Regions from separate parts of the Homo sapiens genome. Here regions 1, 2, 4 and 5 are each linked to region 3. A link is a contact called in ENCODE Hi-C or POLR2A ChIA-PET data. All regions are on one chromosome and are shown on one strand. The core of a region is the stretch at or near the end of the contact, and the rest is flanking DNA. Distances in the headings are between cores, read along the strand shown.

Region 1 (2,700 bases), core at 135-2,634, 1.3 Mb after region 3:
AACATCACAACTAAAGGCAAATCCGCAGCTCCTCCTTCATCGCCCATCCTAACACTGGCTTAGCGATACAGGGTGCCAAGCTCAGGGAAATTATTAGATGGTTCAGCCAGGGCAGAACTCAGTCAGTACAAAGCAACTTCCAATCAGTGCGCTTCAGCTGTGACAACTTGGGAAACAGCAGTGGTGAGAGCTAAAAGGGTGCTGGCGAAAGAGAAAAAAAAATATGTCGCTTGTGGGGTGAGGGCGGTGTCCATATAGTTTAGATAATTCTAGTAAACAAAAGGATTTGTTAAAAAGAAGTAACAGAAGACTTTTTAAAGCCTTCTTTAAAGGGTGAAAATCTCAACTAAAGCACCCAACGTCCAAAATCCAGAGGAAATCTAGCGCTCCCTTTCTAGCTGGCTAGAGCAGTTAAGCCTGAAGTGAATTCTCCCAGGAATCAGATTCCTGGCCAAAGGTTGCCTGCGCAAACCCGGGCCACCCTCGTCTCACGGCAGGGAGCGCTGGAAACGGCTCAGGGGCTAGGCCCGTTAGCGTCGTCTTCCAAGAGCCGTAAATTCGCCCTCCCGCTCTGCTGACCCTGGAGCAAAGTCCATGCAGTGGTTCTCTGAGAGCCGGAGATACGCACCGCGCGGGGAACCCGGGGGTCCGGGGGCCCTAACTTTTGAGTTTTGCACGCCCCGCAGCCTGAGATGGGAAGGTAGCTCGTAGCGCTCCAAACTCACCTGCGTTTCAGAACGACATCTACCCACTGGTTTCAGCTCCTAGAGCAACAACTGCAGAATCTCCATGGTCCAAAGTCCTCCAGGAAAGAGAAGAAAGGGGTGACGGGGGTGAGGGCTGGGAGGCGAGGTCACCAGGGTCCCTTCCCTGGCTCGGGTGGGGGTGGGGGGCGCAACCCCTCACGGCTCCTCCCCACCAAGCCGTCGGGACCCCAGCGGGGGCGCCTCGCGTTGGGCGACAGGGACGCGGGGAGAGAGCGACAAGCTGGAAGCAAGGGCTGCCTGCAAAACTTTCGGTCCTCCAGCGGCAACTCTGCGGGAAAGACCACCCTTCCTTCGGCCCCGCGTCGGGCCTATCCCCGTGTGCCCCGACCCCTGCGCCCCAGGCTTGGGCGGCGCCGCTGCATCCCGGCTGCCGGGCGCGCTGCAGCCTTCGCTCTCCCGCACGCGGCGCTCGCCCGTCCGCGCTGCCCCTCCCCGGCAGGCGGGCGGCCCCGGCGGGCGGGCGGGCGCGGACTGCAGGTGCCTCTCTGCTGCCCCTGGCGGCCGCGGGCGCGCGAGCCCCACCGAGCCGGCTCCGGGAGCCCGAGCGCCCGCCCCTCCTCCGCTCCCTCTCCCCTCCTCCTCCGCCGCCCTCCTCCCATCCCGCCCTTCCTCCCTCCCTCCCCCTTTCAGAACACTCAATGTCGGAACGTTCCGAAGATGACGTCGGAGCGTTCTCGAATCCCGTGTCTCTCGGCTGCTGCTGCCGAAGGAACAGGGAAAAAGCAACAAGAAGGAAGAGCAATGGCGACACTGGATCGCAAAGTGCCCAGTCCGGAGGCGTTTCTGGGCAAACCCTGGTCCTCCTGGATCGACGCCGCCAAATTACACTGCTCCGACAGTAAGAACCCCACCACCTCCTCCTCCTTTTATTATCCTGTAACCTTTCCATTCACCTAGAGCCACTGGGAAAAAGTGTGTGTGTGAGAGAGAGAGTGGCCCCCGGTGTCCTCCATGCTTCTCCCTCTCTCTCTAAATAAATACACACAGAGACAGATCATCAATGCACAGGGAGAGGCCCGGCTGCCAGGGCTGTCTGTCTGTCTGTGCCCGGCTCCCCGTGGCAGCCCGCGGGGTGGGCTCGCAGCCCCACGGTGTTGTCCGTTTAAAAGGCTACTTTGTTGCTGCTTGCATAGTTTTTTGGGTACCTATCTGGGCCAGGTAGATGGAAACCCAGACTTGGGAGAAAATGTTGCATTGTCAATTTTTGAAAGAATTTCATATACAGTATTTATATCGATCTGTTTGCAAATAAACACTCTCCCTCCCCCCTTGACTTTGGCTTTTTTCCCCCCTTTTTTCCTTATTTTCTGTTTTCCTTTTCTTTTTCATCTGCAGATGTAGATTTAGAAGAGGCTGGAAAAGAGGGTGGAAAAAGCAGGGAGGTTATGAGGCTTAATAAAGAAGGTAAGTGGAGCTACTGGCATTTTAGTGTTAGCATGTGTGGCAGAATCTTCACAGGATTTCGAATATAATGTGAATTGTTCTGCTGGGTACAGAGTGACTAAGGCTTGTCAAAAATTGAGCACGCCCAGGTGACTACTGCTTCATGTTAACTTCTTTCAAAGTATAAATACAACTGGGGGGGGGGTAAAGGGGGGTGAGACTGTTGAAGGCAGAAGTTTACTGCACTTCAGTTGGACTCCACGTTTGAACCTTCTGATGCATATCTGCCATTCTCCTTGGGAGCATCATTGCCAAATGGTGGGGCGTTAAAATTTCTGAAATGAAGAGTGGAGTTCCCTTCACAAGCATCCCAGCCTTTCTCGTGGGTGAATGCACAACAGCTTAATGAACCCCACATGGTCAGTCATTCCAGCAGCTACTTCTCCACTCACCACTGAAAACCATTGTACATGGCAAACCTTTGCAGCAAGTTACATTTGGCCCACTTTGCATTTGGTCACAGATTGTTATGTGGCAAGCAGGGTTAGGA
Region 2 (2,719 bases), core at 100-2,599, 1.1 Mb after region 3:
GGTTGGTCTTGAACTCCTGACCTCACGATCCGCCGGCCTCGGCCTCCCAAAGTGCTGGGATTACAGGCGTGAGCCACCGCGCCCAGTTCTTAATGTTATTTCAAAATGAGATATGCCATTAGGTGCTCATTGAGCACTGACTGTGCTGGGGACTGAGGAACGGGAGCCAAGATAAACATAAAGATTGTCTCTGTCTGCATAGAAAATGAAATGTATTTTTTGCACTCTCTGGACAGCAAACAAGGAGATAGGTCTCGAAAGAGAAAGGGTTCGCTTACTACAAGGACGTTCAATAACAGTTGTCAACCCTGACGGAATAACCTCAGTGGCAAGTAGCCTGCAAATCATATTCGTGCTTGAAATTCAGGTAAGTCCTTGGAAGCTGGTTTTTCATATACACGAATATGACCACATTCCAGCTGTCCAGGAACTTTCCAGGTACTGAAGAAGCCAGGAAGGAGATCACACTACCTTGGGGCTCCCGTAACTGCGTGCCAAGAGGAAAGTATCACCTAAGCCGAATCTTAAAGGGGTCAGCTTCTTGAAGAAAGATACCAACGATGCCTTAAAAAGAGGACTGTCGACCGACAGCGTAGAAGAGGTGAAAGTGTAGGTCACCGAGGGCCTGTCCGGCCACGCCTTTCCTTTTAGGTATAAACTTACTTCATTTTTCAACCATGGCTGCGATGGTAACTTTGAAAATAAACCTAATTTCCATACGAATATTTGGTGATTCACACTTTCGAGGCACCCCACAGCACGGTAGCCAGAAGTCTGTTGTTTTGCAATTTTAATCAAAGGCCCCTAACACATGCCTTGAAACACAACTTCATCTGTGCCAATACATTATAAATTCATAAAAAAGTTGAGATCTGTTAAGGGAAGGAGAGGTCAGCTTCGGTGTAGTGAGCTCAGCTGTGGTGAGCTCGGGGTCAAGTGAGGGTGTCTCTGAGGCCAGCGCCCCCAAGCTGCGCAGGAGCGGGCGTGGGCGCCCCCGGGTCAGGGCTCTTCGCAGTCGCGCGGGTCCGGAAGCGCGGCGCGGGCCCAACGAGCGCACGCGTACACGCGTGCGCAGGGGAAGACCGAGTGCCAGGGGCTGAACCGCAGGGAAGGGGGCGCGGCGCACGCAGTATGGCGCCCAACATCTACTTGGTTCGCCAGCGGATCAGTCGACTCGGCCAGGTGCGGCCTGAGGAGAAGCCTCCCGGTCTCCGCCCCGGCCCGCCCCTCGCCTCCCCAGCCGCCCCACTCCGTTTCCGCCCCAGAGTCTCAGCCAGCAGCTCAACCGCCGCCGCTCCGCCCCGCCCCGCCCCACGGCCGCCCGGGCCCGCCTCCGAGCCCGGCCAGCGCGCCAGCCCCGCCTGCCCTTCCTCGCCACCGGGCTGCTCTGGTCTCGTCGGTCCCCTCCTCCGCCCCGTCGTCCTGACTCTCTCTCCCTCCTTTCCTCAGAGGATGTCCGGCTTCCAGATCAACCTCAACCCGCTCAAGGAGCCACTCGGCTTCATCAAGGTCCTCGAGTGGGTGAGTGCAGCCCGCGCCGGCCAGGCCCGCCTGCCGCTCGGCGCGGCGCCCTAGGCGGGGAGACGGGGACCTGCGAGCCGGGACGCAGCCCTGCCGCGCGGGCTTTGAGGCCGCCGCCCCGGGACTGGGAGTGGACGGCAGGGAGGGCAGGGAGGCCGCGGCCTGGGCCGCGCGGGGCGGAGACGCCGCGGCGGGCGTCGAATCACGAGCTCCTCGGCCGCCTGGCTCCCAGGGGAGCCACCCTCCCACACCGGAGCTCCCCTCTGGGTGTCCCCGTGGAGTGGGAGTTCAAATTTCCCCTTGGCTCCACTGCCTCCCGCAGAGGAAGGGAAAACTTCCTGCTGCGGTCTAACCGAAACCCGGCGGCCGGCGTCGCGCTCTGCGGAGAGGCTCAGCGGTTACGTCCCTGCCGGTGCCCACTCGAGGTCTAGCTCCCTGGGAAGCCGATTTTGTCTTGTAGACGTGATTTGGCGAGCATTCCGTTCTTAATTTGTTTTTAAGATGGGCTCCGAGTTAAAAATAGTAAAAAAATAAACTGTGGGCCAGGGAAACTAAAGAAAGTCCTTTTAACAAAACGCATCGAGTCAGATCGGTTCACTTAATAACACGTTAGGAATGGACATCGAGTTTGTTTGGGGTATTTCCAAACAACATCCTGTTTAGAAAGTCAGCTTTTAGTCCTTTCCTGAGAACACTCACAATCATTAACATCAAAGAACGCTTATTAATTCGACCTTGGCAATGATCAGTTACTTGGAGGAGTTGGTGAATATACCAGGCACTGCGGGCTTCCTTCAAACTTCGCGGCCCACTACATATTTCTGCAGGCAAGTTGTGTTTATAGACAGCAGCATTTACATCCATAGCTTTTTCGCCCTTTTCCTTAGTGATAGAGTGGTGAAGAAGAATAAGAACTTTCAATTTCCTGTTCTAAATAACCTACCGAGGATGTTTTTAAAAGCAGCGTAGAAACTCAGTTTCTCTGATGGGTACCTAATGTGATTTCCTACTTGGACCATTGTAACCGCGCAAGGGGTTAGGCAATTTCACCATTCACTGAACATTTTGTGTGTTTTCTGAAAACTGAAGTAGTGCTGACTTCACACAAATGACTACTTGAAAGACGCATAAATAAATATACTTGATTTTTTTAAACCTAAGTCCAGATTTAAGTATAAAGAAAACCATGATTAAAGCA
Region 3 (2,700 bases), core at 192-2,691:
GAAAATAGCAAAAAAAAACCAAAAGTACAAGACATACATTGCAGATTTAGATCACTGTTAAATGACCAGAAAAGTATTTCCAATGTTAAAATTATTCTAATTCTCAAAAAGTACCTTTAATTTCAAAACCACTATTAGGAGTGCTTACGGCTATTCAGAGGGAAGTATTAATAAAGCTAAAGCCTCCATCCGAGCTGTTAGTAGGACTCCATCGCTTCCCAGTATGTATAACTCCTTTTCTAAGCCTCCTCTCGTCCTGGCATCAGTGGCACCATGAGCCAAAAACAAAACAAACAGAAAACTTGAGTATTACCTCGCTGTCAGTGCTCCTTCTAAAAACGACTGTAGCTGAAAACTCCCTAAGAATGAACTCGAGTGTAGAGTGCACAGCGGAGAGTGAAACACCCTAGACAGCACGCAGCATTTAAAGCTACAAAAACCTGGCTGTCCACTTCGCCTGGTTTGTTTTGTTTTGTTTCAATCGGCCTGCGGTGGCAGCATAGGTTGAAAGGCGGAGACTGGAATCGCCTGCCAAGCCTCCTCTTTGGGTCACACAGAGCGGTGCCTCCCGGTTCACGCCAAGTCCATCCCCCACCCTCTTTCGCCATTCATCGCGTTCCCCTCCCTTCCCCCCATCATGTGACCGCAGCCCGGACTCCGGGCTTGTTTTTCCCCTCGGCTCAGCCCCAGCGCGCAGGCGCCTGGGAGCCCATTCATTCGAACTGCGTAACAATGAGCCCCGGGGCCCAGCGGCTCCGCGAGCTCCTCAGCTCAGCCAGAATCCCCCTCAGTCCAGAAGGAGGCGGCGCCTCACTGGGGTCCCCCACCTCCGGCCAGCCCCCCACCCCTGGCCAAGCTCCGACCCTCCGCCCACAAACGGGGAGTTGAAGTCAAACTTTCCTGGGCAGCCCCGGCGCTGCGTCGGCCCCTTCCCCCGCCCTGGCCCGCCCCATCTCCACACCCGGCCCGGCCACCCACCGCGCGACCTGGCCCGGAACTTCGCCCTCCCCCTGCCTCCTCCCGGCCCCCGCCCGAGACCCCCTAGCGCCGCCGCCCCGAAGCCCAGGTGAGCTCGCGGGAGACGCTGCTCCGGTGGGCTCGCCGCGGGCACCAATCGAACGGTTAACTGCCCCCACCCCAAGGGCAACCCTCCGAGAAGAAGGAACGAGGACCCGAGCCCTCCAGTCTGCCCAATCCCCCGCGCTCCTGCCCCTCCCTTCCCCACCCCCACCTCTTCCCTAACTGAAAGACAACAAACCTGCCGCGAAGTGCCGGCAGCCCAGGCGCGGGCCGCTCCGGCCACGACAACACCACCAGCAGCTCTCGTACCCCCTCTCCGACCGACGTCGGCCTCCCCCGCGCGGGTTACTGCTCCCGCGGCAGCTCTTACTCCTCAACCGAAACTTTCCTACTTACCAAACCCGTCGCCATTACCAAGTCTTTCAAGCTTCGTCTTCCCCCTCCCCTCAACCCCCTGGGGGTTGAGCCCCGCCCAGCTCTTTCGCCCTCTTATTGGACTGCAGAACTGCCATTCGGTTCTTCCCCTTTCCCATTGGGTGGTACCGTGGTCCGTCTCGGGGGGCGGGCATGTATTGACTTTTGTGTTGTGTTTACTGGAGAAGATGGCATGTCAATCACAAGAGTAAGTGCTTCGGATTGGACTATTGCCGAGAGTCCGGGGACCCAAGCCAAACTTTGTCCCCGAAATGGATTGTGGGTTCGTAGTCTCAAGCCTTGGTCCTTGGCTGTGGGAGACTGCTGGCCGGGGAAGAGCTGGACTACGTATCCCAGAGGCGCTCGCACAGCGCAGTCTTGATAGTAAACAAGAGTCATAGGGACACGTGTATCAGCTCGTTTGTTTTGGTGTCTGGGACAAAAGGGAGGGGGCGGAGGAAGGGAGTGTTTTAAAGCTTGGGCCTCTTCTTTTCCTCCGGGCCTCTGCTAACACTTAGAGCGGCCCAAGCCTCTTGCAGCACCCAATCCGGGCCATAAACAGCCAGAGTTGCTCGCTGCTCAAGAGTTTGGCAGGAGGCCAGGGTATTGTTTTAGTGCGAGGGGAAGGAGATGACTGCACCAGCGGAAGTACTGCAGGCTAGCGAGGGACTTGATCACCCACAAATCACGGCCCCAGGCACGAAGGGGTCGAAAGTGATGCTGGGGGCTGCACTGGCAGTGGGAAGAACTAGAAGTCCTTTCTCTTGTGCCTTGCCTCACCACTCCCAGGACAGCAACTTGAGATTGCCTTGTCAGCTCTGTTCAGTTCACCTAAGTTTGTTGAGCCGCCACCTAAGTGCCAGGAAGAGTGAGGCTGGGGGATGGACTGTGAGCAAGCGAGAAGCTGGAGTCTAGAGAATTTACAAAGCGGGGGCGGGGGCGGGCGATTACGAAATTGAGGCAAGTTAAAGCGGCATTTTCCATACTGATTAGTATGCTCGTTGGTTAACGTAATACAAAGGGTGTAATGTATGACGTAAACTGATTTAATTTGTGAATCATTATCAGTAAGTTTCTCTGGTGAGTTTTATTAACCCTCTTTTCCTTCTAGACGTTTTCTCATTGATGAAAGAAACTGTCTTTCCACTTCATTTCCACTAGGAGTTCCTCAAGTTACGAATTCTCTGACTCACCAGAGACGCTTCCCTGCTTTATAGTTAACTTCTCTTTAAACATGGCTGTCCATTCACAGTCGGCTGCATCTAG
Region 4 (2,700 bases), core at 119-2,618, 1.3 Mb after region 3:
ATCCTGGGGGCAGAGATGGCTTTCTGCCCCTTTTGATATTGACTTTCATTATCTCTGAGATCTGTCTGTATCTTGTCCTCCAGCTCAGCCTACACACCAGGGCCCCCACTGAGGGCATTTGCAGAGTCTGGGGAGATGGGAAACCGGGAGCTCCTGAGAGGGACTCTCTTGCAGGCAAGTGAGGATCACTTTCCAAACAGGCAGGCCATATGGAGCATGGGTACCCCTTCTGTGCAGAAGGAGACACCACAGTGTCTTGCAGCAGAAGCCCATGCTCGCTCTGTGCTCGTTCTTCAGGAGGCACAGGGATCAGTGCTAGGCCTCTTAAGTCAGAGAGATCTGGGTTCAGCACAGAGGAAAGTCCTATAACCTCTCACAGCCTTATTTTTCCCATCTGCTTAATGGGATATCACAGGTAGCTCATAGGGTTGTTGGCAAAGTTGAAGGAAGTGAACACACAGCATTTAGCTCAATGCATGGCCCATGGGAAATGCGCAGTGAACATTTCCTTTGGTTGCCATTGAGTAGCCCCTGGAACAGAGGACTAGGGGGTGTCCTTCAGGATGAGCTTCCTCATGGTCCTCTCCTGTGGGAACAGTGTGCTGGTGAAGGCTGTATTCCCGATGCCATGGGGCATGACAGGCATGAGGAAATGACATCTGGAAATGGTCCTTAAACCAGGGCCCTAGGCAGGGAGCCAGGAGTGTGCAAACGTGGTGGCACATCTTTCAGAATGTCAGTTCAACTCTAATTCTACAGGAAAGTATTTTTTTATCATTATATTTCATCAACTCTAAGATGCCATTTATCAGAAAATACATTGTTATTTTATGTAACACTGAGAAAAAGCACTGCCAATTAAACTACAGCCACTGTGGATTCTAAGACATCCTGATTTTAAAGATGTTACAATGGAAGTGGGGGTGAGTGCAGCTTAGAATTAATAAAATACAGTAGGGCAAAAATAGAGTATCAAGGAAAATTTGCATTAATTTTTAAGATAAAGCATGAAATTTGAAGAGTCACAGAAAGCTCTTGTGGTAGCCTCAGAAGGTGCAGGTATGTGTGAACTTGCCAGCCCATCAGGGCAACTCTGTTTAAAGAGCTGAGAGCAGCTGGGGCTTAATCTGCCTCTAAGTTCAGATGGGAAGCAGGAGGGAAGGAAGTGGCCCAGACTTCAGAGCACCCATTGTCATTCAGGGGCCTGAACATCCTCAGGGAGCCCCAGTGACCTCAGGGCCCCTGGTGAATCATTTGTGTTCACTTCACTTAGAAGGAAAATCAACATACAGCACTTTCAGGAGGAGAAGAGGTGTCATGAAACCAAGCAAACAATGGCTACACCTCCAAGAGGGTGGGAAACCACAGGACGGCACCACCCTGTAAGAGAGGCAGCTTCCTGTGACTTGTTGTCTTTCAGTACAGCCTGCATGACCCATGAGCAGCACATCTTCTAGCGGGGGCCCAGCCCTGGTGTTTTGGTGTTTGGGTGGAGATTCAGGGAGAAAACCAGGCTTGACCCTCTTGCCCTTAAGAATTCCTGCGCATCTCAGGTCTGTCAGAAGGGATCTGGTTACACTAACTTCTTGCCAGAGCCCTCCCCACCTGCATATCACTACGTAGGGACGGACTCTGGGCAGTTGTGGTGTTGTCAAGGAGTGACGCCCTGGTGTGGTGACCAGCCTTCTGCCACCTCCTTGGCAGGGAAGTGAAATCACACCTCCAAGCCCTGTTGAGATTGTCCATCTCCTCTCAGGCCAGTGGTGATGGCCTGTCCCCTCTGATGGACTAATAATAGGGTGGTGATAATGGTGCAATAATGGTCAAATTCAGTGGAGCAGTTTTATTTTCAGACTGCTGTGTCGTGGGGTTAGGAGTGGAGGATAAGCCTTAGGTCATGGGACTTGCAGGTGGAGGAATGGAGGTGAGGAGACCAAGTGATCCACTGGGGTGATAGCTAGTGGCAGACCTGAGTCTAGAGCCATGCAGTGCAGGGAGAGGGCCCAGAGAGGAGCAGAAAGCAGTGACCCAGCCCTGAGAACACACTCTGGGCTGGCAGGCTGAGGGAACTGGAGGCTAGAAGAATAGTCACTGGGCCGAGGAGCAGCATGCTCTAGGCTGGGTGCACGGAGCTGCAATCATGGAGGGCCTGGACCTCCATGAGTAGATTTATTTAATGATGCTTTTTCTTCATGCAAAAGTGATATGTGATCACTGTAGAAGATGCACATCAACAAAAGAAGAAAAAAGCTAGCCTATACCCCTGTCATCTGGAATTAACCAGTGCTGACCTTTTGTTTGTTTCCTGTAACTTACAAAAATGGGATAATTTTGTATTATGTTGATTATGGTGAGTACCTTTCCTAGTTATTAAGTATTCCATTGTAAATGTATTTCATAATTTATTTAACTAATTCCCTGTCATTGGATATATTGGTTGTTTTCAGGTTCTCATTATTAAAAATAATATTGCAATCAAATGAATATCCTTGTAGCTAAATTTTTGCACACATTCATGATTATTTCTAAAGCATAAATTCTTAGAAGTGGAATGCTGAGTCTAAGAGTGTGCTGTTTTTGAGGCTTTTGATACTCATTGCTAAATTGCCCTCTAGAAATATTGTTCCAATTAATACTCCCATCAGGAGTGTATGAGAGTGGCTGTTTTCCCAACTCTGGCCAATATCTCACCAAAGATTG
Region 5 (2,700 bases), core at 114-2,613, 1.1 Mb after region 3:
AGGTTCTGATTATCTTCCTTCTGGCATGCTGCAGGTATCAGGCTGCTGACCAGGGGTGCAGCTTCTACTAGGAGGAGGAGGAGGAGGAGGAAGAGGAGGAGGAAGAAAGGGGACAGATGAGTCAGCATAGATGCAAGCCAGTTCCTCCAAGGGGCAGGGAAGATAATCCTGTTGTCAGATTCAAGGCTCTCCCTTCCTTCTCCAGGCCAATTCTGTGATAGCACCTGGTCATTTTCTTCCTACCCTTTCCCACAGTCTGTATTTACTTTGTCAATTTGAATACTTGTTTGTAATCTATCTCCCCCTCTAGATCAGTGGCTCTCAGACTTTAATGCACATTAGAATTCCCTGAAAGGCTGATTGAAAACACAGCTCACTGGACCCCACCTCCAGAGCTTCGGATTCATTAGGTTAGGGGATAGAGTTGGGGATTCCAGGTTCCAGCATCCTTCCCTGGAGGTCATGGTGATGATCATGGTTGGGTAACCTATAACTTTAATAATCTAGGCTGGGCCTGAGAATTTGCATTTCCAACCAGTTTCCAGGTGGTGCTGATTCTGATGGTCTAGGGACCGCACTTAGAGAATCACTCGCCTATACAATAAGCTTTCTGAGAGCAGGGATCATTTTTGGCTTGTTTGCTAAAGTGACTGGCACACTATAGGCATTAAATCGATATTTGTAGATTGGATGAATTTTTTTGGAGCGGAGGTGGGGTGTAGGGTACAGATTGGTACCTGGTGATTCTTCAAAAGATGTGGGAAAGAGCACCCAGCAGTAAGCAAGCAACCTAATTTCATGGATATTGACTTGCAAAGACTCTTCTGAACAAGCAGAGAGGGGTTGTGAAGGTAGCAACTGGCAGCATGCCCATGGAAATCAGCTCCTGTGCCACAAGCCACACAGATGGTTGAGGTCTGATCTCTCACAAGTCTCTGCACAAACAACACACTCTTCTCTACCAGAACAGGAAATGTTAGTGGTTGAGTTAGCGGTTATGAGTCTGAGGTCTCACCAGATTTTTGCCACCCTGCAGCTACTCCAGTCCAGCCCATGGTTGCCATTTTTGGCAACATCCTAATACCTCAACTCTTCAGTCCACCCCACATACCTCCAGGCCGGGGAAAGAAGTCCATCAACATAACTCACAAGGGAATGTGCCTGGGGATTCCAGGTCCTAAAGCCCTTACCCTGGGGGTCGTGGTGATGATAGTGGTTGGGTGGGGAATGACTTTAATACTCAGTGTCACTGTTCCTGTCTCAACAAGAGCCTCCGCTTTCTTCCTGTCAGACATCAAGTTGTCATCAGTTACGTAGACAAGTAGCTTGTAGTCCCAGATCTTATCAAACCCACCAGCATAGTCAAAGCGAGATGTAAGCAGCAGGCGTGTGACATTGGAACCAGCATTGGGAGAGAAGGTGAAATGATTGTTGACGTTACCTAAATGAGATTTGATGCAGGGGTGTTGGTAAAAGGAAGAAAAGAGAGTAAGAAATAAAGGTTTAGAAGAAAACTGCATTCAATCTTTTTCTCAAATGTCCACACCTCAAGTGTAGACTGTGTCTCTGATACACCAGAGCTGGATTAGTTATATGCTACAGGCTTTAACTGCACCAGAGATGGCATTAGTACAAAGAAACTCTTGCTCACAACCAGTGTGGCTGCAAACAAGGCTGAGTAGAAAAGGACAATAGTACAACACCCTTAGCCTAGGTGCCATCTTGCTGAGTATTAAGCAGAGACTTTGTAACCCTGGTGCAGCCCCTTCTGATTTCTCATCCGGCAATTATTTGGTAACAACACGTGTAATTCACACTCAAACAAATGAGTGGGTTTCAAGAGGGTAGAATAGGTCACATCCCTAGCCATAGGCCAAGTTCACTGCATGCTTTTCACAGGACCCAGTGGGTCACACTGGTTATGGCTGTCCCTGGAGTCCTCCAAAGGAAGGTGCCTCCTGGCTTTGCGGGAATTGCAGTCCCAGGTCCTCCTGAACCCACCCCATCACACCCCCAAACACACACACAGCTCTGCTGGGGCTCATGGCTCAGCTCAGGGAGCCTGGGGCAGAGAGGCTGCCAGCCCAAGCACATGCCCGCTCATTCCTCCACTGGCTCCAGACTCATTACCGACTGAACACCAGTAAATGGAGCAGGAGATGATGCAATTTTTGCTCCCTTAACAGCAAAATGCTCCATAAAGGCCTTAGGGCTCTCAGTATGGATTGTTTCCATCTTCGGCAACTGCAGTCTCGAGGCAGTTTCTGCCCCTGGGTTTTGTGACACAGCCAGCTCGAGAGGCTTCCTACTGTTCAAGTTCCTGCTCGGCCAAGGGCACAGCAGGCAGCAGGGATGGATTTTTACTCTCTCACGTGGAATTGTTCTGCTTGTTTGGGTTTAAATCTCTGGCCCCAGCACTTCATTAGATGAGCTATTTTGGTCTAATTTCCATTGAGGGGTGCTCTTTTTTCCCTACGATGGTATATTTTTAAAGACAGAAGATGAATGGAGCAGAAGAGAATTCCTGAGGACACGTTTCAAAACGCACTTAATCTATTTAATCTATTATTATCCAGAGAGAGGACTGGGATTCCCTGCCCCCACTACCAGCTTTCAGGAAAAGAGGTGGTCGAAAAGTTGGACTGCATTTTTTCTAACAACACTAATATGCTTTATGACTCATACTGTAGTCAGGAATTG

The links. A loop is a pair of places that touch in the nucleus more often than their neighbours do. ChIA-PET counts read pairs that join two places held with the same protein, here RNA polymerase II (POLR2A). Pooled maps may share reads with other maps.
Region 1: a loop to region 3 is called in a map of CD8-positive, alpha-beta T cell, with 7 times the contacts of the local background. The contact joins the promoter of ATXN7L1 here to the promoter of HBP1 in region 3. A Hi-C loop is called at or near these places in 2 of 168 maps with a recorded cell type or tissue (CD8-positive, alpha-beta T cell and ascending aorta) and 10 of 50 pooled maps.
Region 2: a loop to region 3 is called in a map of CD4-positive, alpha-beta T cell, with 7 times the contacts of the local background. The contact joins the promoter of SYPL1 here to the promoter of HBP1 in region 3. A Hi-C loop is called at or near these places in 5 of 168 maps with a recorded cell type or tissue (CD4-positive, alpha-beta T cell, CD4-positive, alpha-beta memory T cell, CD8-positive, alpha-beta T cell and 1 more), 8 of 37 single-sample maps with no recorded cell type and 22 of 50 pooled maps. POLR2A ChIA-PET finds 5 or more read pairs at or near these places in 7 of 52 experiments (AG04450, CD4-positive, alpha-beta T cell, CD8-positive, alpha-beta T cell and 4 more).
Region 4: a pooled map shows a loop between it and region 3 (7-fold over the local background). The contact joins the enhancer-like site here to the promoter of HBP1 in region 3. A Hi-C loop is called at or near these places in 4 of 50 pooled maps. POLR2A ChIA-PET finds 5 or more read pairs at or near these places in 2 of 52 experiments (CD4-positive, alpha-beta memory T cell and activated CD8-positive, alpha-beta memory T cell).
Region 5: a pooled map shows a loop between it and region 3 (21-fold over the local background). The contact joins the enhancer-like site here to the promoter of HBP1 in region 3. A Hi-C loop is called at or near these places in 7 of 50 pooled maps. POLR2A ChIA-PET finds 5 or more read pairs at or near these places in 4 of 52 experiments (CD4-positive, alpha-beta T cell, CD4-positive, alpha-beta memory T cell, GM10248 and 1 more).

What each region holds. Positions count from the first base shown.
Region 1 is chr7:105,875,283-105,877,982 of GRCh38, reverse strand. It overlaps ATXN7L1 (ataxin 7 like 1), which reads left to right and starts at 1,384. Exons shown (of 12, transcript NM_020725.2): 1 at 1,384-1,605; 2 at 2,103-2,171. The coding sequence starts at 1,425. RefSeq lists a silencer at 1,132-1,341.
Region 2 is chr7:106,110,942-106,113,660 of GRCh38, reverse strand. SYPL1 (synaptophysin like 1) reads left to right here and starts at 1,349. Exons shown (of 5, transcript NM_182715.4): 1 at 1,349-1,521. The coding sequence starts at 1,453. RefSeq lists silencers at 942-1,001, 1,082-1,571, 1,582-1,831 and an enhancer at 1,287-2,119.
Region 3 is chr7:107,167,744-107,170,443 of GRCh38, reverse strand. It overlaps HBP1 (HMG-box transcription factor 1), which reads right to left and starts at 1,441. Exons shown (of 11, transcript NM_012257.4): 1 at 1,259-1,441. RefSeq lists silencers at 742-961, 1,222-1,321, 1,340-1,913 and an enhancer at 1,632-1,791.
Region 4 is chr7:105,848,224-105,850,923 of GRCh38, reverse strand. All of the region lies in intron 2 of ATXN7L1 (ataxin 7 like 1), which reads left to right. Among named protein-coding and RNA genes, the nearest start is that of ATXN7L1, 27 kb to the left of the region's middle. Within about 2 kb of position 1,368, at least 7 of the 41 ENCODE cell types and tissues checked have a DNase peak (open chromatin) inside an H3K27ac peak, as active enhancers do.
Region 5 is chr7:106,020,939-106,023,638 of GRCh38, reverse strand. It overlaps CDHR3 (cadherin related family member 3), which reads right to left. Exons shown (of 19, transcript NM_152750.5): 14 at 1,191-1,441. Among named protein-coding and RNA genes, the nearest start is that of CDHR3, 59 kb to the right of the region's middle. Within about 2 kb of position 1,363, at least 7 of the 41 ENCODE cell types and tissues checked have a DNase peak (open chromatin) inside an H3K27ac peak, as active enhancers do; they include CD4-positive, alpha-beta T cell, where a contact is called at or near this core.